2 separate regions of the Mus musculus genome follow, and region 2 is linked to region 1. A link is a loop called in an ENCODE intact Hi-C map of the cell type or tissue named here. Cell type or tissue: left cerebral cortex. All regions are shown on one strand. Each heading gives the region's core, and the rest is flanking DNA. Links, peaks and the distances in the headings are about the cores only.

What was found. A loop is a pair of places that touch in the nucleus more often than their neighbours do. Peaks named below come from ENCODE experiments on the same cell type or tissue, not always from the same donor. Only the 100,000 strongest peaks of a DNase experiment are listed, where the experiment ranks them.
Region 2: a loop joins it to region 1, with 2.1 times the contacts of the local background. A loop is called at or near these places in 3 of 42 quality-filtered maps.

Annotation. Positions count from the first base shown.
Region 1 is chr3:144,312,680-144,327,679 of GRCm38, forward strand. No RefSeq gene overlaps it. Among named protein-coding and RNA genes, the nearest start is that of Gm34434, 62 kb to the right of the region's middle. In left cerebral cortex, for the core only: a CTCF peak has its summit at 5,592; DNase peaks (open chromatin) are centred at 5,713, 6,336 and 6,683; H3K4me3 peaks cover 782 bases; H3K27ac peaks cover 831 bases.
Region 2 is chr3:144,361,833-144,376,832 of GRCm38, forward strand. No RefSeq gene overlaps it. Among named protein-coding and RNA genes, the nearest start is that of Gm34434, 13 kb to the right of the region's middle. In left cerebral cortex, for the core only: a CTCF peak has its summit at 5,783 (motif pointing left); DNase peaks (open chromatin) are centred at 5,460 and 5,786; H3K4me3 peaks cover 740 bases; H3K27ac peaks cover 277 bases.

The DNA.
Region 1 (15,000 bases), core at 4,439-6,938:
GCTGATGGCAGCTTTGGGTGGCCTAGACAGAGCAGTGCTGGAGAACTCACTCTGGTGATGTAGATAATGGAGACCAAGAGTTCTGACCAGGGCTTTTACCACCCAGGTCCAGATCCAGAGCTCCAAATTGGCTCACCCCAAAATTTATATCATCTGTGATTAGTTGGGACACATGAAAGGGCCAGTCCTGCTGCTGTTTGTTCCCATGGCACAGGACAACAACGGGATAACTGGGAAAAGTCTCAGTGAGGATCCAATGTGGATGGTGTCATGGAAGTAAGAAATAGTGAACCAGACTAATGCTTTATTAAAATAAACATTTGCAATATGCTGAGGGACACACTGTGACACACTACAGCTTCCACGATGAGATTTTTCTATGCTTTGGTCTCGGTGGTGGTGGTAGTGGTAGTGGTGGTATTTTTTTGTCTTCAAGTTTTTTATCTTATTATATTTTCCTTCCCATCACGTGAGCTAATCTCAGTGGTACCACGTTCATCTGAGGCACGTGTCTGAGGAATATGTCCTAGCTCTGCCTGCACGGATTCCTAGCTGTGTGCTCACAGGCCACGTTGTAACTTTCCACTTCTCATCTACCAACAGGGACAAATGCTCATGCCTTGAAAGGTTCTCACAAAGATAGGTCACAAACGTTTTCAGTCTCAGAGCCCAGCACATACTGGGAAACCAAATAAAAGGCAGCCATGCTGCGTAAAATCATGCATGTGTCCTTTCTATGTAATTATCATTGCAAGCGATAGCAAATGCAATATGCCCTATTAATGATATTGTAAGTTTTTAGCTATAATTAATGGTGTATTTTGATAAATATACAGTACTGATTATTGTTAAATTACAACCAGATCTGTGAGGCACGGACTTATAGCATTTATTTATCTTCAGAGTGTCAATATTCTCACTTGCCCTAAGTAATTTTGGAGTACCCACATAATGACACCAAACAGACTTAGGAGGAGAAGGGTGCCATCTAGAGCCCTGTGTGTATTCCCAGGTCCCCTCTAACAGTAACTCAGCTTTCTGCAGATTATGCAGATACCAAATACCGGTGTTCCCTAATTATGCGCAGGTATCTACTGCCTGAGAGGCTGGGGAGGTAGCTCGGCCTTAAGTGCTTGTATAGAAATTCAAAGATCCAAACGGGATCTCCAGAACCCAGTGAGGAAAGCCAGGTATGGTAGCACTCACTTGCAATCCAGCCCTGAAGAGGCAGAGACAGATTCCTGAAGTCTGCTGGCAAGCGAGGCTAGCTTACTTGGTGCGTTTCAAACTGGTGAGAGACTGTGACTTCATAAACCAGGGTGGATAACTCCTGGAGAACAAGCCCCAAAGGTTAACCTCTGACCTTTGCATGAACACCTGCACACATGCAAACATGCATACACACGTGCATCCACACATACAAGGGGAAAAGAAGAATTTATTCCAACTAAATCAAGAATAGCCTCTTACAGGCAGCGGGGTTGCCATCTTCCTGCTCGTGCTCATGGGCCTACGGTATCATTCTCTGTTTCTTACTGCAGCTTTCACAATTTTTAAAGAAATGACCCCCACTGAGGCACATGTGTGTGTAAGTTCGTGTTTGCATATGTGTGGGGAAGTACACTGGTACTGAGCTGTGCCCAACCTCCCCTCCAGCCTCCCACTTCAGTAGAGATTATATTTGAAAATCGGCCTTGACTAAACTCTTCTAATAGCTTGTAACATCAATTTAATGACAGATAAAATAAAGGAAAATTACATTCTCTTTCATTTAAATGCTAAGCCCTTTTAATTGTTTTATTTTAAAAAACTCATTTCCTCTTGTAATTATCAATATATTTCCATCACCCCAGGAAATAAAAAGGTTTCTTTCAAGGGGCAATTTTAACACCTGTAAATCCCCCAGATGTTTGAATGAGTCCGTAAGAGCTGGAGAGGAACGCATTTGTTTTATGTCTGGCGGATTCTCAGTTTGCTTTTTATTTTTTTAAATCCTTTCATTGTATTTTTGATTAGTCCTGGATAAATAATGTTTGGATTAAAAATCCCTACTGTATGACTGTGCTTAGCATTCTTGTTGCTAGTCTCCTAGACTCAACATTTAATGAAAATATAACAGTTCCCACAAACAAATCAACAAAATTGGAGGGGACCAGAAGGCCATTTGACTTCCGACCTGTGCTTTGTTAAGAAGTGAACTGAGCTAGAGAATAGTGCCCTGATTTGCCCACCTGGAGGGCGACCTTTTATGGTTCACCCACCACACTCCCATCACTCTGTGCATACATAATACACACACACACACACACACACACACACACACACACACACAATAGGAGGGACGTTTGACAATGCAACAGAACCTAAAACATTGGATATGCCCAAAAATATGTCAGAAGAAATGTGATAATAATCACATATTTATTCATTAGGTATGTATGTGTGTATGTGTTGGTCTATGTGTTCATGTGTGGGGATGCATGGCAATTCTGTGTGTGTGTGTGTGTGTGTGTGTGTGTGTGTGTGTGTGTGTGTGTGATAGAATGCATTGCTGGTCCTGATACTCACTGATTGCTTAGATGGTCTGACTCTAAGCCCCAGGACCCTCTTGCCTTTGCCTTCCCAGGTTGGGGTTTGTAAGAATGCCCTGCCATAATGAACGCTTTTATGTGGATGCTGGAAATCCAAACTCAGGGGCTCATGAATGCAGGCTTGGTAAGCACTCAACCCACAGAGCCATCTCCCTAGCCCTGCTCATCAGATGCTTATTGACTGCTTACAGTGTGTACCAGGAGCTGACATTTCTACACACTACATCTTTCCCCTAAGCACCCATGCCTAGTCTAATGTGCAGCCTTCTGCAATGGAAATAAAGCTAACTAAAGAAAGTATTTGCAGGGGTTGGCGAGATTGCTCAGTGGATAAGGTGCTTGTGGTGCAAGCATAGAAACCCACGCTCAGATCTCCAGCATCCATGTAAAAGCTGGGCACAGCAGTAGGAGTCTATAACACCAGCATGGAGAGAGGAGAGGGAAACAGACAGGCAGCCCAGGGACTCAGTAGATGGTGGATTGAGCTGAAAAGTTTGTACCTTCATGTTTGTCTAACACTGTTCTTTATAAAGACAATAAAGGGTTTCCTCAGCCAGAGGACAGCCACCTCCTGCAGAAGTCCCACTTACTGACTCTGATCCACTCTCAAGACAATTGTCCAGCAAAGGGCCACATGCACGGACATTTCCATATGGCTGTCCTCAGAGCTATCGACCTGTTTCAAAGCCCACTGTCCTTCCAAACAATCCTGAACAAAGAAAATGACCCAACTGTTTCCTAGCCATTGGATCTACACGACTCTGAGGCTGGTAATTTTGATCACGATGTATTTTATATCTGAATAATTTGTGCGGATGTTACTACAGGGCAGAAGAAATTTTCATCAAGTGTTACCATAGCTCAGGCAGAGTTATTGGTGCTGTATCAGTTCCACCGACTAGAAAGCAAGCTAGGAACCACATATTGGCTGACCCTGTTTCCTAGCTGAGCATGTTGATATGGAGCCAATGATAAGGCCTGTCAAGTTGGCTTGCTCCCGAATACAGGGTCAAATATCTTCGATTTTTAATTTTTGTCTTCTCAATGGTGTACAGGACTGGAATAAAATTGAATTTGGGTTGTTAGAAACGTTCCATTCTCTAGTCTAACAAAATACCCTAGAATATTTAAAAGTTCAAAAATAAGCATCATTAATTCTATTTTGTGAATCTCACACGTCGAGAACTCAGGCGGGGCTCATCTGTGTGGCTCACTGAGTGTGACACCCACTGGGCTTCCACAGCGGTGCTTGGTAGTCTGGACATTTTGCTTCAAGACATATTCACTCTCATATCCAGAACCATGTTAAGATTGGCAAGTGGGCTGGTCTCTGTTGGTTCTACTGACCAGAGCCCCAGCACCTCACCTCTCCTGCAGGTATCTCAGGGGAGTCGGATAGCATAAGTAACTAATCCCACCCAGAAGAAGGAACACTGGAGAGCCCGTGGGAAGCTCTCTGGCCTCCTCTGGCCAATCTTAGAAGTCACGTGGGTAACTTTAATCACGTAGGTAACTTTGATCACGTGGGTAAGCTTAGATCACGTGGTAACTGTGCTGCATCTTCCTAACTACGAGTAAACCGTAAAGGTAACCAAGATTAGACTGACCGAAAGCGTATGTTTGGAGTGATTAGCTCTTCTCTCTAACGTGACTGTCCGTCTGCCTTAACAGAAATATCACAATTTTACATTGTCACCGTGTCGGCTATTGTCACCTTTCACCATTACATACTCTCAGGGCGTGGGTTACATTTTAGGAATGCTACTGAAAGATATAGTCATTGCTAAATATAATGGTTATTTTCCCATGGTATAGATCCTTAAACATCCAAGAAAAGCTTTTCTTTGCCCTGATTTGAAATGCATGCTCTGCCAGTCCAATCCTAGAACAGCTGATTCCTGCCATCCCAGCCAAGGGGGTAGATAGATGACTTCCTCAGGGTCAGAATAATAGCAACCTGGAGCATCCATCCATAAATGGTGCTAGAACGACATGTGTACCTTCAAAATCATTCCTAGGTATGGAACTGTTTTGAGGGGGGAAAAAACTGAATACATCAAAAGAACTCTTAGGTAGTGTGGAAGAAATGACTCAGCAAGCTGCCAGAGGGCTGGGATCCATGCTAACAGAACAGAGAGGGTCACTCAAGTGCCTTGTTAGAGGTGCCACCCAGCCAAATCATAACTTACGCTTTCGGGTTGAATTATGCATAACTGGAGCCAAAGCCAAGTCGCTTGTAAGAACAGAAAACATGCTTTGAGCTGCCCCCAGGGCCTTGCCTCAGCCCCTAATGTGAAGATAGGAAACAGGTCATTAAAGAACTCATTTTAGCATCTGTCCATGGGTTCTAACTCAGGTATTCTAAGCATCCATTCCCAAAGTGACCTTGGGTCAAGGTTGGGTTATGGTCATGATGCTAGGCTAGAGAGCTATGGCTCAAGGCAGCTTAGCCTTCTATATAGGTCTTGTTTCCCAAGTTTACTCTGTACTCGGAAAGGCTGTGCACCAACCTCAACCGCTTTTTTTCACTTATTAAGAGAGGAATGTAATAATAATTCTTACCTTCGAAATAGTCCATATGAGTTCAATCGCTTAATTACAACCCATGACCATCCATGAATACGGGAGATTAAAAGTATTGTTATCTGGGGTGTGTGTGTGTGTGTGTGTGTGTGTGTCCCTTCTTAAACACTTACACACCCACCTTAATAGCAAAATTTCAGGTTGCCATAGGGTTAATTAGTGTCATCCTTCCCATTACAAAGCTCTCTCTGTCTACCCAGAATTTGGCTAATGGTTCCCAAATCAAATAAAACACAAAAGATAATCTAGCCTCTCAGAACAAACGCCACTTACTCGCCTTCTCCCCAGGCCATTCTTTCGTTCTTGGCAACAGAGCCATTGTCAAATAAATATTAGTTCTAATAAAGATAGTGCCAAGACCTGGTTGTGACAACTCTACCGGCCACCTACTGGCATGATCCAGAATGAACTTTTAAGAAGAGAGTGGGACACTGAAGGTGAAACGGTGTTAAGATCAGACTTCACTGAGCCACATGATTTCCTTTGGGATTTGGGGACACTATCTAACTTACAAATGCCTCCATGGATCTCGAGGTCAAATGACCCATTTCAGAGGGCATCAGCTAGACACAAGGGCTTCACCAACTCCTAATGCCTGCATTTCCTGATTATTCAGCCCTGTGCTGGTACAAACAGGCCGTGAAGCAGGGCAGGGTGTTTGTGAACCGGCCTCCTGGATGCTTCTTTATTCCGCTACATCGATATTCATTTTTGCAGGGTTCCTTTTTCAGTGCATCAGGCTAGAAGTGGCAACTTGGACACACCGTGGTGTTTGGCTGAGGGAGGGGGATTTATGAGCCTGCTCTAAAGATACAGCCCCTGTTGCACCAAGTGAAAATCTTGTTGGAGCCCAAAACAGCAAGGAGACAGCAGGGGGCTAAGGGGGGGGGGGGGGATAAGTCAAACCACCTCTCACAGCAGAGCTGAAAACCAAGTACCTGGATATTATGTGCCTGCCTCTGCTGTTCTCGTCGCCAATTTCCCACTTGGCCACATGTGCACGTTTAATTAATGTTCTGCTCATCACCTCCTGCAAGTCATTAATAAGGATGCACTGTCGATCCAGGCCCATCTCAGAGCCTGCCAGCAGCACTCCACTGCTGGCCACCGTCTCCCAGCCAGTGCACAGCCGCCCACCGGCTGCTCACGTGGCTTTTCCAGCCAGGTTTCCATCCGGGAAGCGGAGCTCAGAATCCGCTCGGTTGAATTCATCTTTCAAGTGAGATTTCTGGATGCATCCATTTCACTGCCTTCACCCACTAATGTGGTAGAGGGTGGGTTTTTTTTTTTAATTCTATTAAAAAATGCAATTAAATTTGTCTCATGGAATTTGCTCTTTAAAAATCCAGACAGCTGCTTGCTCATGGTGGCATTATGCTCCTGATTCCTGCACATTTTTTTTCCTTCATCTCCATTCCATTACTTTGCTGAGGATTAAAGACAGGCTTAGCAGATGGCAAATGCCAGGATCTCTTCCCACCCCCACCTCCCATTCGGAAGGCTGGGATCATATCGGCCAGAATACACAGCCCAGGTTTCTCCGTTCGGCTTTGGAAAGAGAGAAGCAATTGTTTAATTCAAAGCCATCAGCTAATGCAGAAAATAAGATGGAGCAGGGAGAGGAGAGACCGAGGGCTATTCCCCATAGCTGGCCTTTAAGGCCATGGTCAGGTGTCTCTCCCTGAGCCTCAGTTTATCTCTCCAGAGTCCCTCCTTCCTCCTCCATTTCTCAGCCATAAAGCACTCATTAGGCTGTGAAGCAAATGAGGTAATGTCTGTGGTGAGAGGGTTTGTGCGTTTCCAAAGAAAGACACCATATAAAAAGCATTCTGATTGCTAACAGTCAGGGACACTCAGCGTCGGGCCTGGCTGGCTTTATAAACTATTTAACTGCCTGCTTCTTGCAAAAACTATTTTTATCAGTTAATTACACATTTTTCTTATTAAATAACAATGTGAAAGCATTTCTTGCTCATTTTCCTGTCATGACTAATTTAATCTGCCTCCCTTTATTAAAAGTCCGGTTCTCTTGTCGTGTCTTAGCCACTCTGGTAGGCTAGTGACACCCCCACAACTATTCGGCCCCTTTGAGTCACATCAACTCCTTTCCTCTTTTCTCTTCTCTGCAGCCCAATCTCCTTTTTTTTTCTGCACCACGGCTGCATCTGGTTTCTAAGGAACGGCCAAACAGTGGAGGCTCTGCCTCGTCGTTCTCTTCCTTTTGGGTGTTCCCTTGAATAAGCCAAAGCCCAGAGGAAATCTGTCTATCTATGAATGACATCCTGCATGAGAGGGAAACCAAGGCAGCATGGAAACTGGGCTAGTACTGAGTGTCTCTCTCTCTCTCTCTCTCTCACACACACACACACACACACACACACACACAAACTCGTGACCTGGATTTAGGAAAAGAAGAAAGGTAAGGATGGGAAAGCCACATTAGTGGCAGTCCCTGCACTGGGGGAATCCTTTCTAATACCATTGTTATGAATCATAATTAATTGTGATTAGTAGCAACAGTAGGGACACATGCTTAATCTTCCAATGGGAAAAGCAGACATAACATACCTACAGACACTCTGTGGGCCTAAGTCCACAAAGACAGGAAACAGCTCAGAAAAGAGATTTCACAATTTTTTGAGGCAAAATAATGAACCCAACCAATTTCAGAAATGGTAGCATGGTAAGTTATTTTGTGTGCTTTTTCATTTGTCTTTGTGATGGGCAGGAAGCCTTCTGACCCGTGACTCTGGAGGGTTAACTCTGGACAGCTTTCTCCCCTACAGTGGCACTGAGCTGCCTGATATTACTTTAGTGAGCACAGCACAGCAGCATCATGGTTGTCCCCTCCATGGCCTACAGAAACACTTCACTTTGTTCCTGGAGGCCCCTCAGGCTTGCTAGCTTCAGTGTGGAGAGCAGCCCTGGAAGGGAGCCCAGGAGGCAAGAACCCATGGTACAGCCAGTGGGAAACTGAAGCCCCAGTTTATGGCCTACAATGAGCCAAATCCTACCAATGATGGGGTGTGGGATAGGGGGTTGCTGTCTGCACCCTACCCTGGTCTCCACTGCAGATGAGACTGCAGCCACATACAGGTGCTTGGATGGTCTTCTACACTGTTAAATCTTGGGATTTTTATTGCTCAGGACTGGAACGCACCACTTCTGTCACAGGATTGTTAATCCAGAAGGAACCTAAAGTACTACCTAGGTAGGGGAAGGTGAGGCACTCTCACTTCAGTCACACATGAAGTTGTGTCATTCAAAACCCACCTTAATGTTGAGTGTGATCTTAGAAGTTTCCCACATAGCTACCCCCACTCCCCCATCCTCAATTAATTATTTGGAGGTTAAAAAGAAGCCCACCTGCTCCCCAGAACAGTGTGAGAGAAGGAGAGACAGGAGTAAGATAACCTAACCTCTACCTCATTGGCCAACATTCTGGGAAAGTCATTCGGGCTTGGCCAACTCTACTTTCCCCTTTGCTAAAGCCAAGATAATCTGCTGTGTGAACATGTGAACTAAAGCAGCCTAAAGGGTGTTGATGGGGTCTCTTGACATCTTCTCAAATATTTGAAAAAGCACAATCAATAACATAGCAAAAGATTGTGGTCAAAGAATATGAAAGCACAGGACAGATACAAGGAGTGGTGGCTCCCTTCACTAGAGCGGTCACCTGCACAAGGAACTGCCAAGGCTTCCTTCTATAAATCAATGAGGAGGAGGAGTTGGTTGCTAGATTGTAGAGTGTGGGTGGTTTTCTGTTTTGATTGACAGGCTTAGGTCATATAAGCCTTAGTTTATTCCACATGTCCTTTCCCTTGATCTGGCGTTAATCAAATGCCCGTCCAATCATGCCTAGGCCTAAGATTGCAATTAGAGAATTTCCACCTGCAAAAAAAAAAAAAAAAAAAAAAAAAAAAAAAAAAAAAAACAATAATTAATTTTGAGGACACAGTTTGCCTTACTGGACATGTACCCAAACCAGTCTAGACTGGATCAACCCACTGCCCATAGTTACTGGCTATGTTCCAGAATATGTTTGACCAAGAAGTGGGAGTTGCCAAGGGGTTGCTAGAGAGGAGTGACCTATTGCATTGTTTGGAGTAGGGTGGAGCCTACGTGCAGCCAGTTAGCTAAGTGCTTTGTTGAAAAAGAAGATGAACGTGAACAGCTCAACTCAAGCAGAGTCCAGGTGGATAAGGTGTCCCTACACTTTCTTGCTTCAAAAGGATTCCTCTTCCCTCCAAACCGCCATCTTCTGACTCCTTGAATTTCCCCTTATGGCCACAAGATGCTTGTAACAGCTCCATGTCTCATGGAGTCCCACATTAATGCCACAGGGGATGAAAGGGAAATATTTTTTTTGAAAGGGGAATATTCTTGTTTCTTGGTCTAGACATGAGGAAATGTTTCATCAAAATTCCCCTAGCAGAATTCTCCAGGCATCTTATTGGCCAGACCTGGTTGACAAGCCTACTCCTCAAGCAATGACCATGACTGACTTAATCCACCCACATTTTACCCCTGAGGCTGGAAGAGGCCTGGTATCCTGTGCAGGGAGCAGCTGGGCCACCCAGAGAGAAGCTGACAAAATCTGAGGTTCTGTGCACACAAAATAAAGAGTTGTTTACCCTCTGCTTGCTGGCATAAACTTGGGAGAGGGAAACCTAAAAATGAGGTGGACTAAAATCTCATGTGACAGCCAACTTTATTCAGAGCATCAGACAATTTATTCTCTGGAGGTTAAGAGGAGCCACCCCTGTAAAGTGTATAATCACAAGGACAAAGCAAAACCATGCATATGAATACCAACATCTGAGGTAAACTCACTTCTATCCACTACACCTGAGAGAAGCATTACACACGTCCCAAGAACAATCTGTGTTTTGAAGAAACTGAGGCCATAAGACTCTTGTCTTATTTTGTTGGATTTTCCTCACATGACTCTGCTCTTGGATTGTGCTCCAATAGTGAGTAAGCTGTAAGTCCTTACAAGCTGTACTGTGCTGTCGAATAGCACGCAGGATGGCTTGATCCAATGAAAATGGGCATCTTGTTCCTGCTCCACACACAGTGTAATTCAAACATTAAGCTTAGATCTACCAATCACTAGACTGCAATAGTTCATCCAGGGTCCAGGAGACAGACACCACCCTCCCTAAAGACAGAGTCACTGAGAAGAGAGCTAGTGTCTTAGCATGTTTGAGGCTCTCTTGCCCTTTTCTCCTCCTTCGGGCCCCTGAGTCACAAATGTTGCTTCTCATTGCTGATTTCAAGGGTTTTTGATGCCCTTGAGGGAGTCTAGGCTAGAGAGGACATAGCATTGAAGTGAAAATACCTCATAGGATAGAAAGACACCTCATTGAGTTGTCATCGTCTTTTGAGATCTCCTTTTCAATGGCTCATGAGAAAGCAGGTATTCCTGACCCATGTCCGTTCATCTCCCTCCTAGAGCTCTGCTTCTGCTGGTCTCAATGTCCTGAATAAAGGGGCTCACAGTGTGGTCAGGGTGAAGGTAGAGAGGACCCTGACATCTCAGCACTTCAACACAAAGTGCTCACCAGGATTGCCTGATCAGTTCAGGCCTATTGGGAAGATTTTTTTTTCCATCTGGTCATCAGAGACCCAAGGTGAGGTATTTCTATTTTCAACCACAGTTTCTAAGGTTACTGTGGACATTGAAAACCCATTAAACTGTAGCAGAAGATGAGACAGAACTGTCATATGACCACCCCAAACTGCAAGGGAGGCTGGGAAATGTAATTTAATTTTGCGTCAAGGAAGAAAGAACAGATTTTAGTGGACACAGCTAAATTATGAATCTCACCCACAATCACCCACATAACTTCCTATTTTTTTACTTAGCAAAGGCTGACGTCACACTGTTTCTATATAGCAGTGCACTCTGGCTGCCAAGAAGACAAATCCTTATGGAGCTAGGCCTCACAGATATGTTGATGAAATTCACAGAGAAAGACCTGACCTACTGCTCATGTTCCCTGTGCTATCACTCCAACTACATGCTCCGTCAGGCCTTGAAATCCTTGACAGATATCCTGAGCTAGACAGTCATAGCAAAAAAAGAAAGCCAATCAATGCTTCATAAGTAAAAAGCATTCTTTCCCAAATAATAACCAAAATAATAAAGGGTTATGCTGAATATGAATAACTAGCAGTGGGGATTGGGAAGGAGCACCTTTCTAAGCAATTTCTGTTCTTATATCCACTGATGTGCAACAGGCTGAGCTCTTGGGATAAGCCAGACACTATGTCAAGTGCCAGAGAGACATTGGTGAACTTCAATGACAAGATTCCCTGGATCCATATAGACTAGGTTCCAAAAAGAATGTAAATATCTAAGAATATAAATTGAATGTAGCGTGCACTAAGTAATTTTACTAAGAAAATGGGCTGAAGCAGAGAGTAGCCACAGGGACGGGGAAGGGTAGCCTGGAAGATAAGACTTTGAGAATAGGATATTAGGCATGTAAAAAGTAGAGAGGAGGCTGGCAGTCCAAGTAGAGGGTACAGTAAACAAAAGTCATTGTGAGAACCGTTTGACATCACTAAATAACAGAAAAGTAGCTGATGCCATGGAGACAATGAGGCTAGCGGTGTTGGAAAATGAAATTGAAGAAGATGCTGGGGCCAGATCATGAAGTTTTATTGATTATGATAAAGAATTTGAGTTTGAATATAAATAATATGGGATCTGAGGATCAGAACTAAAGATGGGTGTGACTCTCTGCCGTATTCAGCTGCGAGAGTAAACAACAGAAATGCCACACTGGAAGTTCTAGAGGCTAGTCAATCAAGATCAATTGTTGTCAGGGTTGGTCCGACCGAGGACTCAGAGGGAAAATCAACCTCAGACCACTCTTGTGGTGGTATCTGGAAGCCTTCAGGAAGTGTCCAACTCAGCTAGCACATCATCTTCCTCTGAACACATTTACCCACCTCCCATTGCTGGGTAGTCCTTTTAGAAGACAAAACCCATATTGCAGAGGGTCTACTCTCTCACAATATGATGTCATCCTAGCCAATTACACCTGCAGTGGCCATTTTCAAACATGATCCCATTCCGAATAGTTCAACATGCACTTAGGACCAAACTGAACAAGGGCCTGACTCTTCCCACTGTGGGCACATGTGATGGGGAAGCTGGCTTGGAAAAAAGAGTGAGTGTGAGAATAAGACACTCCCAAAACTCTGACGATCTCATCCTGAGACCAGCAGGAGTTAGGACCACTCTCTCCCTGCTCTCAGCCTATGTGCTATGATGTATGACTCTACTTCCCCCACTTCTGAGCATAGTCACATGGTCTATGGTCAGATTACAGGGGCAACTTCCTCTCTCCTGAGGAGTTCCTCTTCATGTAAATGAACCATCCCTAGCAACTCAGCCCTATCTAATATTGTACGCCCACCCTGAAAATCCCTATCAACTCCCCAAGATCTATATAGTCCATGTTCACCCTGAATAAAGTTGAGCTGTCTCACTGAAGGTGATCCCAGAAGTCAATCTTGCGTTTGACGCCACCGCTGCTCCTTCATCCACAGCACATACAAAGTTCTAAGACACTGATCCCATATGCATGGGAAGAAGGGGTGGTTAGCATGAGGTAGACATGATTAGAGTGAGATGGGATAAGTTAAAGAGAGGTGGGCATGGTTAGAGTAAGGTGGCAGAGGGTAATGCCACTGTGACAAATATGAGAGATGATGCTTCATGCTTAAGCATCCACAGGCAGTTTATTTTCTATAAATCAGTTTGAATACTGATAGGCAATATCTAATTCATGGGGGGGGGGTGTGGGAAATCAGGAACGACATTTAGCAGTAAGAGAGACAGCTCAGTAGATAAAGGTACCTGCTGCCAAGCTCAATAGCCTGAGTTTGATCTCCAGAACTTATACAAGAGAAAGAGAGAGCCAGCTCCAGCCAGTTGTACGTACAGAGACAGACAGACAGACAGACAGACAGACAGACAGACAGACAGACACAGAGAGAAACAGAAAGAAACAGAAAAACAGGAACTGAGAGAGAGACAGACAACAGACAAAAACAGAGAAACAGAGACAGAGAATGTACTAAATATATTGAAAATTTACTTCTAATTTTCTAGCTAATAAATTAGAAAAACGATGTAGATACCCTACAAGGGATGAATATATATAATGTGGTACATTAAGCCAAGAGTGATATAGCACATACCTATAATCTCAGCAGTTGGTAGGTTGAGGTTAACCATTCAAGGTTAGCCTGGACTATATACAGAAACTCTATATCAAAGAATCAAAAACAAAACCAGAAGTGTTTGTATACAATGGCCTATTATTCAGTTATAAAGACAAATAGAGTCCTAGTGCTAACAGGAAATAGTGGAACTGAAGACCATCATGCTAAGCAAAATGAGCCAGACTCTGAAAGCGAAATCCCATGTTTTCTCTCATCTGTCCACAGAATCTAGATCTTTGAAAGATATAAAAGTATACTAGGAAGTATTTGAGAAGAGAAAGAGACCAGAAGAACCAGCATCAGCAGGTGGCAATGAAGGGTGAGAGTCACCAACGTGTACTTCACACACGTAAGAAAATGTCCAGGCATTATTTTGCACAATTAGTAAACGCTAAAAAATAATCTTTGTATAGAGTAAGAAGAAGGAAGAGGCAATTCATGAAACTTAAAGGGGAAGGCACTAATTCTTGCAGCGGCACACAGTGGTTTTACTTAAATATGATAAATTTGAGATATGCATGATCTCTCCACACAGATTTGACAAATTCACGGTGTCGTCGAACTCTGGATTTCAAAGGAAAGGTTGTGCTAGAGACAGACCAGTAGGCTCTTTGATACAGTACATACCTAGGGTAACTTGGAACACATGAGTGTAGGTGACTAGCGGCCTCTCCACAGTGGCCCCTTTGCCTCACATGTGGAAATTTTTACCCATCAATCCTGCCCAACCCTTGGTGCTTCCTCTCGGACTCTGCCACTCTGTGGGACCTTGGTTTCTAGAGAAGAAAGAGACGGGGTGTCTTAGATTGAGTTTTATTGTTGGGAAGAGACACCATGACCACGGGAACTCTTACGAAAGAAAACATTTAACCGGGACTGGCTTACAGTTTCAGAGGTTTAATCCATTATTGTCATGGTAGAAAGCATGGTAGCATGTAAGCAGACATGGTGCTGGAGAGATAGCTAAGAGTTCTACATCCTGATCTGAAGACAGCAGGAGACTGGGTATCACACTGGGTGTAGCTTGAGCATATATGACCTCAAAACCTCAAAGCCCGCCCCTACAGTGACACACTTCCTCCATCCATGCCACACCTCCTAATAGTGCCACTCCCTACTGGCAAGCTTTGAAACAGGTGAGTCTATACAGACCATTCCAATCAAACCATTAAACCAAGCTCCAAACTGTAACCCTGGTTTAGAAGTGTTCATCCTCTGTGACCAAGAGAACCCCCGCAGCCCAGCGTCCACGGACACCTCAGTCACATGAACCTGGTGAGCACACATAACACACACCTTATCCCTTCCGTAGAAGTGACCTAAACTTTGTGAGGTTTGCATGTCCCTAGAGATGATCTCATTTGCCTGCTTCAAAAGCGCTTTGGTCTGCACAGCCTGTAGCGGCAAATTTACACTTCAAAAAGCAGACAGCTTTTTCCACATCTTATTCACTTAATGGGTGAGAATGTAAAATTAGTTCCGTTGCTGATGAGGACCTTGAGCCAAATGAAAAGTGTTCATTTGTCAGCACAGGCTTACAGCCTGAGACATGATTATATAGCTAATCCAATAATGGGTTTTGATG
Region 2 (15,000 bases), core at 4,689-7,188, 49 kb after region 1:
GGTGTAGGGACTGACCAGAGAACCAGTTAGAGCCCTGGTTTAACCTTCTGTCTCTGAAGTCTGGCCTTAAGTCTTCCTTGACTATGCCATGAGCAGCAGGACAGCAAAAGCTCAACTGAGCATCCAGGTTTGTGGGTAAGAATCATGGCTTGGCATGAGGGGGTAACTGGATTTCAGGGTCCCAGCTGTGTCTCTGACCTTCTGCAGTCACCATGGAGAATTGAGAAATCCTATTTCATCAGATGCATCCTTCAAACTTGGCCCACCTTGAGCAGTTTCCAGAACAAAATTAGTTTGTCTTCCTGGGACCCTGACTTTCCAGATGGGTTCTTCCAAGAGAGAAGCCAGAGACGTGAGATTCTGACCAAGGATTTCTCTCTCGAACATTTGCAAAAATCAATCTTTCAGCAAACTCCTATATTTTTATTGTCAAAGTGTTGGGTGTTTGTGTTTGGTATTGCTGTCTTTGTATGAAAATCTTGCATACAGTAGCCCCTCCCATGAATACAAATGCTTGATGAATGAACAACCAATTGTTCTAAATATATCTAAATAAATAAATCTACTAAATAGAGCAAGCAGAAATCATCTCAAAATACCGGGGCCATTCTACATTCATTTACCTACTAGTTTCTGCACCGCATCATCAGAGCGTTCTCATGTCCCTGGCCAGACAGAAAAGAGATGGATGAATTCACTCTTCTCCAGTCCCCACCACTAGCTGGTGGGCTCAAGACCCAAAGGGTTACCCAATATATGCAAGAACTACTTCCAAAATTCACCCTGAGCCGCCACCTCTGTATGCTGCTCTGTTCTGTCGGGGTACAGGAATCCCCGGCAGAGGGCACTCTGGAGAGCTGAGGCTGAGGCCGCTCTTGCTTGGCTTCTGAACTTGGTGTCGCAGAGGAGAACAGCAGAGTTCGTTCCTCCGTGCACCAAGGCAAGTTTTGGATGCTTTTCCTCTGAAACCAGTCTTCAGCTGTTTCACCTTCTGCCCCAGCTCTGGTCCAGAAATTCCAGCCCTGAAGTTCAGCACACGAATCCCCTGGGGCCTCAGCATAGAACCCCCAGCATGCTGGAATGGCAAAAGAATAATTACTTAGTTGAAGAGATCAGCTTCCCATTAAGAATTTTGCCAACTGAAGGGCATATGACTGATTCCTTCGTACACTTGTATGTACTGACTTATTAATCCATTATTTAAGTGTTCCATAATTTAAAAACTTCCTCGCTTTGTACGTAGTAAGAGTTTCCAGTTAAAGACAGTCATTGTCATCCTAACACCCACCATGTTCCTAATTAGCTCTGTAATTAAATTGCCAAAGAGAACTGAAAAAAAAAAAACCTCTTCATTGTATAAAGTAAAATGTCCTTAATTATGATGTCGTATCTTTGATGAGGAGAAATAGAAACACACACATACATGCACATGAAATTAAATAGAAATGTACCCGTCTATAAATGTCATGCTTTCCACACCACAGCTTCAAATTCAAGCTATACACCCATGTTGTGGCTCTTTTTTTCTTTTTCTTTTGAGAGTGTGGGAGGGAGAGAAAAAGGACAAAGAAGAAACTTTATTAGTTCAAGTTTGCTTTATGAAAAATAATGATATTGATCAATTTTTTTAGAGTTTGATTCAACAGGAATTATTCAAGCCACTGCCAGATGAGAGCAGTATAATGGTTGAAAGGAAATGCGGTGCTGTCCCTAGTTACCTTCCACTCCCATATCTGCTTCCATAAAAAGCAGGTCAGAAGGTCCACAAAGTAAAACAGAGAATTAGTGGGATCCCTGGCCCCTGTGCCTTAGTGGTCCTGAGGACTGGACTCTGCAAAGCTGTTGTAACTTTCCTTGTTCCTGATGTATATTACACAAGAGAGAGAGCAGAACAGCTGGGGAGATGGTGGCTCAGCAGGTAAGAGAACTGGCTGCTCTTCCAGAGGACCTGGGTTCAGTTCCCAGCACCCACATGGCATCTCCCAACCATGGGTAACCCCAGATCCAGGGATCAGTATCCTCTGCAGGCCTCTCTGGGCATGCAGATGGTGCATAGATGTAATGTGAGCAAAACACTCATACACATAAAATAAATAAATCTTAAAAGAGAAGAAGAGGGAAATGGGGGAAGAGAAAGAAGGAGAGACAGAAAGGGAGGGAGGGAGGGAGGGAGGGCAAGCTGTGAACAGGAAGAAAAGAGGTTCTTTTTTTTCTCTGTATTTACATTTTATAAAATTTACCCTTTTCCCCCTGAGGGTGCAGAATCACGAGTGTGCTAATTAAGTTCACAACTGCACACACAAATCCAGGAAATACCAAAAGGAAAAAAAAAAAAAGCAACAACTTCCTTCCGCAAAGCTCCTGGCTGGGATTGCCCATGGCATAGAACGAAGGCACACACTCTCCTGATGTTCAAGCCTTCCAAAAACCAAAGGAGTCAAGCAAATTTAGGCTTAATTATTAGGATCTTAACTCCTTTTTTCCCCTAAGTCTCTCTGCCTTCCTCAACCCAATGGCCCTTCCACACGTCTGTGTGTGTCTGCATCCCATGTGTTTGCTTTAATGTCTTGGGGCTGGATTTTATGTTGTATACTTTCATTAGGGAGAAAGGAATTTAGCACAAACATTCCAGAGGAAATTCTAGTAGGGTGATGAAATTTAGTGTGGAAATCTGTATCTCAAAGAGGACATGAGTTTGGGGAAGTTCTTAGTGAGCAGCCATTTTCCATAGGCAAGGGCTGCTACTGTAAGCCTAATAAAAGCCACATTTGTAAATGTCTTCTGTGTGCACATGCACGTGTGCATGCATGAGTGTGTGTGTGCATGTGTGCGTGCATGTGTGTGTGTGCATGTGTGTGTGTTCAGACAGGTACAAGGATGGTACAGAGACACCAGAGGACAACTTCAGGTGTTACTATTCAGGCACCGGTTAGCTTTTTTGAGACAGAGTCTCTCATTGCTTGCAGCCTACCAGGTATCCACCTACCTCTGCTTCCCTGGCACTAAGGTTACACCTGTATATCACAAAGCCCGACTTTCTTTATGTGGGTTCTAGGGGGTTGAACTTAGGTCCTGGTACTTGCTCGGCAAGCATTTTACCACTAAGTCATGTCCCCGGTGCTGTAGGTTTGAATGTATCCCAGGAACTGAATCTTGAATCCTAGTAGGCATGTGCTGCTTGAAAGTTTGCATAGAACAGACCACAGAGTGCCAGTAGTCTGCCTTATTATTCCTTCTTTTCCCTCCCGGGCATGACTGCGCACTGTTCTGATCAAAATTAAAACGCCCAAAGAGGATACAGATGCCCAAAGCATTCATAACCCATAGCTGAAAACCCACAGCCAGTTTCTTCGGCCAGCGCTGTCTTTCTCTGAGTTCTTGAAACGGAAGGAGAGTTGTGACTTCTACTCCATCAACCCTGGGCCCCAAAACAGTGGCAGAAAATGCTGGGCTGTCCGGCCAAGCTCGGAGAAAGCAAAGTCAAAGCCAGCAAACCTGACCATTCGGACTTGGAAACTTCACATCCATCAGGCGATACAGTCTGCTCTCCCGTCTCTAGAAAGTTTTCTTCTCCTCACAGAAGAAAGGCGTCACCTCTCCCAGAGCTCAGGATCCTGGGTTTGGCTGAAATCTGTTCTCCTGCACCGCACATCTCTCTACACAAGGCCCACCACACACAAGCTGCCACACGGCCTATGTTTCAAGAGACACTGGGTAGGAATCCGTTTTTATTTTAGCAAGGACTCAGATCCGTTTGTCATTAATCCCCTCCCTTCTCGTCTCATCCTTCATCAGTCAAATGACATTTCAGGTACCACTGGACGCGGTTTAAAGGACAGAGCCTTCCTACCCTCCCTGTGTTTCAGAGGAGAACTGACTCAGGGGCCTAAGGGACTTTCTGTTCAATGAGGGGTTTGTGTTCAGACTTCCACGTGTGAGCAATTGACCAAGGGAACCTGTTAAAGAACTAGTCCAGTGGCCTCTAAGTGGAGCCTGGGGCAGTGATTCTCAGCTGCAGTACTCTGACAGAACCCTGGGCCCCACTCCACCCAACTCGGTCACTTTGGGACCCAAAAGCCCATAGTTTTATAAGTTTGTCAGGCAAGCCTGGCGGGGTGTCTCTAGACTACACCTGAGCCCATGAGTGTGTATCCACAACACCAAGATCATTTGCAGCGCAGGCTTGGGGAGAGCCTGGCTTCAGGATATTGGAATGTGAGGAGGTCAGGGCCAAAGGGCTGGACAAAGATGCTGGAGCCAGACGGGTCAAAGGTTACATGCCCATTCTTTTCCTTCTGAATCCAAGGAATGACTGAGACCCCCTTGTTTCCCTGCATCCAAATGCATCTGTCAGTAAGATAAAGAACGGCTTGTTCACTTCTTGCTGCATATTTCTCCCTGGGTCCCTTAAAAGCAGGCCTGTGCCCACCCCCCACCAGTCAGCATTGTGTGTGTGTGTGTTCTCTCTCTCTCTCTCTCTCTCTCTCTCTCTCTCTCTCTCCCTCCCTCCCTCCCTCCCTCCCTCCCTCCCTCCCTCCCTCCTCCTTCCCTTCCTTCTTCCCACCTACCAAGGTCTCACTCAGTAGTAGCATTCTCTGGCCTCAACTCACAGAGATCCCTCTGCCTCTGCTTTCCAAAGGCCAGGATTAAAATAGCTAGTTTTTTTCTGTTGCTCAATTGTCACAATCCAGTCTACCCAGTATAGTTTTCTTGTGTTTCCAGGCAATATCATAACTAGTCTGGACTTGAAGGATCAAGCCAAGCCACCTGGCCTAGAACCTGAAGCAGTTCTTACTTCTGTCACTAGAAATTATAATCCTTAATTTCACTTCATGACTTAAGGCGTCACCCATGGGCTCACTCTTTCTGCCCCTATTCAACTCCTAAGCAAGAGTAGAATTCACATAACCCTGCTTTAATTTTTAACATGTAAATAATTAATTCTCCATTTTAAGAACTCGTTAAAATGCTTCATTTCTTAATCAGCCCATTTGACTGGAAACAAAGGTGTCTGCTATTCAAGTTTTCGTTTGAGTCCTGTTAGTGTGTTAAAAGTTCCCCACATGATCTGGCTCTCACTCACTACCTCTGCAGCTGCCAATTAGGTTCCGAAGCCTCTATTTCAAAAAAAAAAAAAAAAAAAAAAAAAAAAAAAAGTTTCTCATTTTCTTTAAAAAAGAAAAAAAAATGTAATTAATGTCTGCTCATCACAGGGTTTCTTGTGTTCAGGCCCAGGGTGTTAAACATTTTTAGGTTGACTTGGGTCAGCTTTGAAATTTCTCAGACAGTGAAACTCGAGAAGGGCCTGCATGTTCTAGTGCTCCTCACTGCAGCCTGTTAAATATGGAGTGGATATTTAACATGGAGTTTTTGTGCTTCTCCGCTGACTTCAAGTGCACCAAATAGTTTACCAGACTATTAATTAAACGAGAGCGCTGCACGGATGCACATGCTTTTCAAAACCATTTGCATTGGCCCAATATTGCCCTTTAATTTTTCAGTCGCATTAAAGTAACACGACGAACCGCAAAGGGTAGCCGGCTGCGTGCCGGCAGAGATGCTAACGCTGATGAACCCGGAATGCTGAATTCTTTTCAAAAGAAGGGGAAAGAGCAGGAGAAGAAAAGAATTTGCCGGAAAGGAACTGACTCCATCCTGTTCATGTTCTGTATTGGTGCCACTTCTGGATGGAGGTTTTAATTTAACAGGATTTCACTGTTTGGGGAGGAGGGTCAGCCCCCATCTGTTTGGGACCAGAGTGAGCTCCACCTGGTGGTGCGATTGATTTCTGAATGAACTGGGCTTTCTTTCAGTACAATAGAGCAATTGTTTGGTTGCTTTTAAGCACTCGCATTCTTGGAATCTGATGGGTAAATAAATAAATAAATAAATCGCACCGCAGCGTGAGCTCTCCGGGCTGCTAATTGCGTCTGACCCATTAAGCTCTGTAGCCCCGGCTCCAACTCTGACACGGCTGACTTGGAGTTTGAAACGTAAATGGAAGGGCTGCCTTTGCAGGTCATCACACCGCACAGCATCCTTTGCTGGAGCACTTTCCAAGACCTGGAAGGGAGGGGAAACAGATATAGGCAATTATTCCAGGGCTGCACAGCTGTCGGCATTTGGGGCTGCCAGACACTGTCACTGTCCCATCTCTATCCAACTCCACCCAGGGAGGGAAGATAGGGTCAGACTGTCCCAGAGAACAGTGTGAGAGGTGTCACGCAACCATATGTTCATTGCTCCCCTGGGAGAGACCCAGAGGAGAGCTTTCCCCTCCCGCACCCACCTTTAAAAGCAGGTCTCTAGCTCCATCCTCGCTACCCATAAAGTCTCTTTACAAAGAGAGCCTATCGAGATTCTCTTTCTTTACAAAGGAAAGTTCCTCCACACCTAGGAAGCTTATCCAAAAGCAATAATCTGCACTGCTCGTCTGCCAGGGGCTTGTGCAAGGGTATGACTATTCCCCTTTAGCTCTGCATCCTCTTGGCATGGTCTCTCCCTGAGGGTTTCTGCTCTGGGTATATTTAACAGTGACTTTGAAAACAACCGGGGATGGTTTTTGTAAGGGATAGAAACAGGCCTGAGAGGAAGGAAGGGCAGCCACTGGAGAACACTACTGTGGGAGGAGGGACTTGCACGTCAAAGAGGCTTGGTGGGGAGGGTTGGGGAGAAGCTCAGAAGTAGATTGTAGCTGGGAGAGGAACTGAGGTCCAAGCCTCAGCTCTTAGGTAGCTCAGAGAGGCAGGGGTGGAAACTCTCAGAGAGGAAGGCTGCATGCGGGGACCCCCTGTGTCAGAACTGTCCCACAGCCTACAGCTGCACCCAAGGCAGAAGTCAAATCCCAGAACCGTCACTGCTTCCTAGATCTGTGAGCTTGCCTAAGCTATATAACTCCTCTGCCTCAGTTTACAAAACCCTCGGATACAGCAGGCATAGTAAGTAACACAAAAATATCCTTGTTGGGGGCAGGGGGGGGGAATTCCTCACTGAAGCGTGGCGTGACAAATCCCAAGGTTTGTGATCATTAGACTCAAGGCCAAGATTTATTTCATTTGCTGGAAGCATTTGAGCCTCCATAATCACCTGAGCTGCACAGGGCTTCCCAGAAAAGACAAAGTTAAGCATGAGTCCACAGCATCATAGTGAGGGTCTGGCTATGGCTAGGATGCCCTCTAGACTTTATACAGCTGCCTGCTACTCCAGTATAAGACTCTAACTATAAGACAGCCAAGGCCTTGATGCTTTGTATGCCTCAGGGCCCCACTGGTTTTCTACAGGTCCAGCCTTGCCAAGCTGTCTTTTGCACACATTTGAGGTCCCTACAACACCCTGTGACAAGGAGACAACACTTTGCTGTACACCAAGGTCAGGCTACAACGGGCTCTGCCATCTCTGTACTTCTGATCTTACTGTTTGTACATGCAATGGACAATCCTATGTGTCAGCTTGACTGAGGGATGGCAACGGAAAGCCACTCGTTCTTCCAGGCCCTGTGAAGGTATTTCTGAAAAAGATCTGTATTTGATTGATAGACTAAGACCACCCTTGCCAAGCCGGTATGCACAATCCAATCCGTGGAGTAGATCAGACAGGAGACAGAGGAAGAGTGAGTTCATTCTTTCTGCTTGAACTGGCATATCTACCTTCTGCTGCCCAGAGGCATCGACCCCTGGACCACAAACCTTCTTCACACTCTGACTGGAACCAATACCTCCAGCTCCCTTGGTTCTGAGGTCTTCGTGTATAGAACGAAAATATCTCCCAGGCTTCTGGTTCTCTGCCTTACAGACACTAGCTTCTGAATGTCCATAATCACATGAGCCAATATCTCTTTTATACATCCACATTTGTATCTACGGATTTAGTGTCTCTGGAGAACAATGACTAGTACAGCTGGATTTGGCTCTGCTTTATTTTCTTATGGAAGATGATGCCTTTGTGAGGAAATCATTTTAATCCCATGCATATTTTTTAAACGTGACTTCGATGGTGTAGCAGAACCATTCCATCCAGGTTCTCAGCTCAGAGATAGAGAAACCCACTGAGTTAGAGTCTGGGTCTACACTGCACCTGGATGCCTATATTTGCCAGTAAATAGAAGCACATGGAGTTATTAATTAGCATTTATGAGTTAATTAGCATTCATAAGTTATGTCAACACAAGATGATGAACTAAGCTAGATTGTTTGGGAAGGGGAGATGAAGGAGAAAAATTCTCCCTCTGCTTGGATTCATATAAATGTTGCTTCCCTGGAATGGACCCCCCACCCAGGAGTCAGAAGAAATGAACACAAAGATCCAGGGAAAGGCAGTAGATTTCCTGAATCTGAGGGTGGCCTTTCCAGGATTTCTGGTTCCTATTACTAATCTGCTTCATATTGGATGGATTTGAGACTCTGTTTAAAGAAAACATACAGTAGCAATATAGCCATCCAAGGTGGCCATGTGTGATTTCCCCTTCATGAAATCCTGAAGTCAAAAGGAATTCGGAAATCATTGCGTTATCTTCCCCCACTCCAACCCCCCCCCCCCCGTGCTCCCACTACAGAAATGCTCATCCTAAAGTGACAATGGGACAGACCTGGCCCGTTAGCCCTGCATTTCCACCTCTTCTCTATGACTCAAAAAGTTGATGAGACCAGCATTTCAGACGCAGAGCCCAGAAGTCCATCTGCGTCCACCATGATTTCTCTTAGGTAGTCATTGTGTCTACAAAGAAAGGGTGTGCAATGTCTTCGGGGAGCCAGAGGCCATTCACATCCTCTTTCAGTCAGTCTTTCAACCCAGTTCAAGAACCTCCATCAGCTGACATCTCTGCTTTGACCTCTTTTGAGCAGGACAATCCCACGAACCTCTATGGGAACCACTGGGCTTTAATGGATTGTACTGCACTTAAAGAATCCATCTTATTAGAGATTAAAGGGGGCTTTGGGGAGAGGGAAGGCGAAGGAGCAGCGGCTGGATGGATGAGAGGGAGGCTTGGTTAGAAAGCTGGGGATCCCAAGAGGATGAACAGTTCCCAGTTGGTCCATTTATGTGGAAATCTGACCGTTTTCACCCAGATCCATATAACATCTGAACTAAATTTCACAGTGGTTTTAACAGATTAAAGCAAACACCTTTTAAAGCTTTTCCCACATTCAGTCCGCCCCAGGTGTTCCACTCACCAAGGCTACTTACAGAGGATGGTTCCAAATGTTTGCTTCAAGTACTCCTCCCCTTTCTGGCTGTCTCGCATGGTCATTGCTCTTAAAAAAAAAGTTTCTCTCACTTCTAAAGCACAGCCTCCACCTCTCAATTATGATGCACAGTTCAAAGTCATATCTCAAGAGCAGAGCATCTCTCAAGTCCCTTCATACAGTGTGCAGGTTGGCATCTTGGACTATGTTAAAGCAATATCCACGGGGCCCAATGGGACCTAAGGGGAAACCAAAAGCTAAGCCATGATCCAACTGCCATCAGAAAGATTCAGTGAGAACACATTTCTGTAACAAGCATGTTTCCCATCCTAGTAGACCCATTATAGACTATGATAACTCACAATTGTGCATCGTCTATGGTTGTTAATGCGGAAAACTGTTAGGAAGGCAAGAGTGGCTTCTATCTCACATCAGTTCATCCACACCAAATGTCGAATTGTCCTTAAAATTTAGTTTAAACCTGATCAGCAGTCATCCATTCTTCTTATCTGCAAGGCATGGTGACCTTAGGATTCAATGCTTTCTTTAATCTTTATATTTTGTGCATGTGTGCTCTGAAGACATGGCGGTCTTATGTGGGTTATCTGCCTTCGGAATTACCCACAAGCTTAACTAATACAGTGAACTGCTCCCCACCAATGAGGCCTTCCCATGCATCGGCAATGTGCAGGGCCTTCTGGGTTAGTGTATCAAAGTGCTGGTGTTCTGGAGCTCTGGGTATACAAGACATTGTCAATTTCCTCTACCAAGCCTTTAGGTATTACTATCATAAATAATTTGGGAGAAATGATTAATTTTCAACCATATATAAAATGCCAAGTAGGCATTATCAGCCATCTATCGGAACCTACGGACAGGGGGTAGTAGTAACCTCAAGCATGGCTATTCAGCCACCAGCACTGCTTGGTACCCGCCGCATCTGAAGGTTTACGTTGGTATGAATGCATCATCTGCCTGGATACAGCAAGCTTCCCGTGTGGCTTTGGTAAGCAGCATCTGTTGTAAGAGGATGCTCAACGTTCATACAACTACAAAAGAGGAGATTCAACTGCAAGCAGGAAAGTAGAGAACACAAGACAACCTCATTCCTGCCAATGGCTCTGTGCCATCCATAGCACAACACATGTGACCCTTCTCCATCCCCCCCCCCCGCCCCCAGGTTTGACATATGCTACAGCAACATCCGCCTGTGGGATTCGTCATCCAAACCTTTGCTCTCCTTGGAATGCCCTTCACCCAGCTCTTCTGTCTACCGCCTACAGGTAAGCTCAGCCACTGCCTTTCCCAACCACAGCCATCTTTTATGAGCTCTCTAGCACCACGTGCACTGGTGTGTTTAATAGTAGTCCGGGTAGATTTTTGTTAGGTTGGGTTTTTTTTTTCCACCCTCAAATTATGAATCTCCTAAAAGCAAGGGAAAGCATTCTATTTCTCTTAAACATTTTCTGATTTCCCATACTTCAGACAAAAACCCACCACATAGTAGCTCCTTAAGAAATGTGCAGCCCCTTACCTGGGCAGCAAGATAGAGCTGGTTGTGGAGGTTGCAGGTGAGCCAACCCCACGGGCATGAAAGCAGAGAGCTGGTGGGTGAACCAGCTCAGATACCTCTCAGGCCCAGATCCAGGGCTTTGAGTTGGCCCACCCCAACATCAAGGAACAGCTGGAGTGTACAAAGGAGCTATAGATCCAAAACTACAGGATCTCCATGACACAAACAACAGGATATCCAAGAGAAGTCCCAGTGAGGTTCCAGCATTGATAGAGTAGCAGAAGCCAGAGGCCTCCGACCAGGCCAACAAGTCATTGCAATGGATACACTGTGGGCAAAGCGGTACACTGTGGGACACACAGTGACACACTACAGCTTCTTCCACAAGGAGGTTTTTTTTTTTTCCTCTGCTGGAGCGGAGGTAGCAAGGGTGGAGGGTAGGTATGAGGGGATGGGTAGATGAGTGGGATTGGGCTGCATGATGTGAAACTCACAAGGAACCTGTCAAAAGCTGAAGAAGGAAGAGGAGGAGGAGGAGGAGGAAATGTGCGATGGGTAATAACACTCAAACAACATACAGAGTCTGTGGGGAGATGCTAAATGCCACCCAACAGCCTAACCTGCTAGAACAGAAGTGGAAATGCTAATTCGGTGCCAAATAGCCAGATAGCCTGGAAAACAAAAAGGATGTGAGCCACTGAGAGTAGCAATCTCGGTTTGCCTGACTCAAACCCTGCAGATTTAACCCCTAACTGCAACTGGGGAAGAGGTCTGTCTTCAGGCAAGAGCAGCAGGAGACTTTCAGACTTAGTGAGACCTATCACCCAACATATCTCAGGATCAGATATCTCAGAGTCTGGCTTGGCAATGCCAGCACCCTCACCTAGGTAGAGTGTTCAAATTCCTCTGGAACCCTGTCCATCTTAGGAGGAATTTATATCTCTACTGCTAACTTTTCTGCCTCCTAATTATAAAGGATCCAACTTGCTTTATATTTAATCAGTCAGGCCTTAAGGTTTTCATACTAATTGCTAAATTAATTGCCTCCTTTTCCAAAGCACTTATGCCCCTACCTCCTAGTAATAGGCACTCAGTACTATCGTTCTGACTGTTTCTCAGCACACCATTCCAGCTCCATTGTTGATCCGCTTCGGTTTCGAGAGCCTCCAGAGGTGGGGCCCGCATTACTCATGGCCAGCACGAACCCTGGCTCCAGAATCTGACTGCACATCACCTTGCTCGGACTACTCCTGTACCAGCTCCTTATGGTGGCTTCCCTGAGAAGCAGCAGAGTGTGAATCAGATATTTGTGTACAAGAGCGTTATTAGTGTGTTCTCTCAGGGACCGCTATTTGTAGAAAGGAAAACAAGAAGGAAACCGGGCGGGAGGGGCTGCCATAGAGGTTGAGCTCTAGTGGAATCAGAGTAAACACCCCAGCGAACCTCACCAAGACCTCTGGAGCTGGTTTGAATTTAGAAGTTGCCCCAGACTGGGGTCAGGGAACCAATATTTGTATCCCAGCAACACCAGTGTGTGAGACAGACTTTTCCAGCAATGGAGGTGTGGTACTGAGCAAAGAGGCCTCCTTCAGCAGAGGACAGCAGTGACGACAGATGATGCTGCCCGTCAGCAGCACCGACAACGGCTGGAGGAACAAGCCCTTCAGTCCCAAAGTGGGATTAGAAAGGTACAAAGCAGGATACTGCCGAAGCCAGCACTGGCTTTTGGTTGCTTGCTGAACAACCTTGGGTGAATCAGACATGTTCTCAGGGCCTGAGCTTCCTTATCTGTAAAATGGAAATGGAGAGGAAAAAAAAAAAAAAAAGGCCTACCTCATAGGGTTGTCATGGAGATTAAATGGAATAATAATGCAATGCACCTTAATACAGAGCATTGTACATAATAAGCACTGTAGCCTCTTTTAGCTATAAGAAGCTTAGGGCTTATATGGGAAGCTAAGACTAAATTATAGAGTACAATGAAAGAGTTGCTAAATTGTGGGCATTAGGAGCTTAGATGCAGTGAAAACCAAGGAAGCAAAGAACGGTTTCAATGAGGAAGTGATCAATCACACGGGGAGTTGGGAAAGGTGTAGTCCAAGAGGGGATGATCAATATCACGAGGAGTTTGGAAAGGTGGAGCAGCAATAACAGTCTTCAACGTGAGAGATAAGTCAGAGCAAAGGCCCCAGGAGCAAACACGGCGTTTCAGGACCGCGAGCCGTCAGCCTGATGCGCACAGGGCTTCTGATTCCGAACCGGAAGCTTGGAGATCGGTCCAGAAGCCGCTCACTGCCGACTTCAGCTGAGTTAAGCCCTGAGGAAGTTTGAGGGGCTTCCAGAGAAATGGAAGACTGATGGAAAAGGGGGAAGAGGAGGATGGTGAGGGGTGAGAGAAGAAGGAGAAGGAAAGGACAGAGTGGAGGGAGGTGAGCTAGGGGAGGTGAGCGAGCAGAGGGAGAAGGCTGAGAACCAACCGGAGAATAAACGCAGATCCGAAAGGCAGGCATTGAGTGCGGTTTGCGCCTATAATCCCAACACCAGGCAGGCAGGAGCAAAGGGATCTACTGACGATTCTAAACCAGCTTGCTCTAAATAGCAAAGTTCAGGCTAAACAGGATAACACAGTGAGACCTTTTCTCAAAACAATGAAATAAAACAACAAACAAAAGTTGGGCCAAGGACCACCTCCAGCAAACTGTCCTCTCACCTCCACATGTGAGCTATGACACACACACACACACACACACACACACACACGTTTTGAAATGTAAACTATTTTAAAGCCAGTCCAGAAGGCACAGAAACATAGAGAAAGCAGAACATTATAAGAAGAGGTGATATTTGAGGCTCTCCCTCAAAGAGTTAAGTGTTCAGGTGAGACTGGAAGGGGGAGGCGCTGTGATCAGGAGGTAAAGTGAATAAATAAATTAATTAATGAAAAAGGAAATAAAAAGGACTTAAGAGTGTTCAGCTGGATTACCTCTTGGGGGAGCAACACTCAAGTACTTACTAAGAAGCCAGTGTGCTTTCTTTATTATAAATAGTCCCAAATTAATGTCCCTTCCCAAAATGCCTACTTCTCCAACAGGTGTGATATTCTACCATCTGCCCAACAAAAGAATCTAAATGTCACTAACTTCACCGAAAAAAAAAAAGGGGGGAGAAGCAGTGTAATTGCCTGCTTGGGACCCTTGTTAATTACGGTGATACCTAGTATTTTGTACTTATGTAATGCATGGGGCGCAAACTGAGTTAGACATCTTACAGTCCCTGTCCCACAACAGCTCTAGTAGACAGAAGGCACGGCACACTCTTTTTCCAACAGGAACACTCACGTAACAAATATTTACTGGCTCTTACATGCTGGGCATTGTAATGATGCTAAGTTTGGCTACGTGAAGTTTGATTCACCCTTTTGGGAAGCTTACTCTCTCAGCTTGACTGAAAACCCCTTCCCCATCCCTCAGGAGCAGGAACCATGACCTTTCCTCCCCAAAGTCCTAGGGCATCTGCAAGAAAAGGAGCTATCTTGTAAACATATGTAGACTTTGAAAAAGAAGTCAACCCTGCAAATCAGCTCTCCGTCCATGCTACTGTTACTACAGATGTTACCTCTGAGCAGTCGCTGGCTAAGGGCCGAGCTTCCGGGGGAAACCCCTAATCTAACTTCATGTCTGCTCTCTTGAATGATAAAACAGTCACTCAACATCCCAACCCTGTGAGTTATGCAATTTCCACGGTGTTTTGCATTTACTGGAGACACGGTCAAGGTTCAGGCTGGGCCCCACACTAAGACCGTGCTTTCTTCTTAAAGACTTTTGGCTACCAGGAAGATTTTTCTATTAAGCAGGAATAATAATAGTAATAATAGTAGTAGAACTCAGGATCTAGAAATCACTCCAAGTCAACATCCTCCTGCTAGCTGGGGATGGGGATGGGAAAGTTCTGTTTGGCAAGTCCGAGGTCCTGACTGCTCTAATATCAAATAGCCGGATGAAAGGGAAATAAACTGGCTGTTTGTAGTTTCTCTGGCTCAGGCCTCAGGGTCTCATGTGTGTGGGTGAGGCCACAGGCCATCGAGTACACAGGTGCATGACCATTTAACCCTCTGAGACAGACCCAAACCATCAGGCTCCATGGCTAAGTCCCAGGGAGCTGGAAGGAAGGCTGTCACAGTCTATGCCCTAACCCTGCACCTTCTCCACCCCCTGCTCCCCAACCCAAACACACCCAGTGTAGACACCATTACAAAGCTAGGTTGCTAGCATATGAAGGTTTCCTTTGCTGTCAGAACTAAGGCAA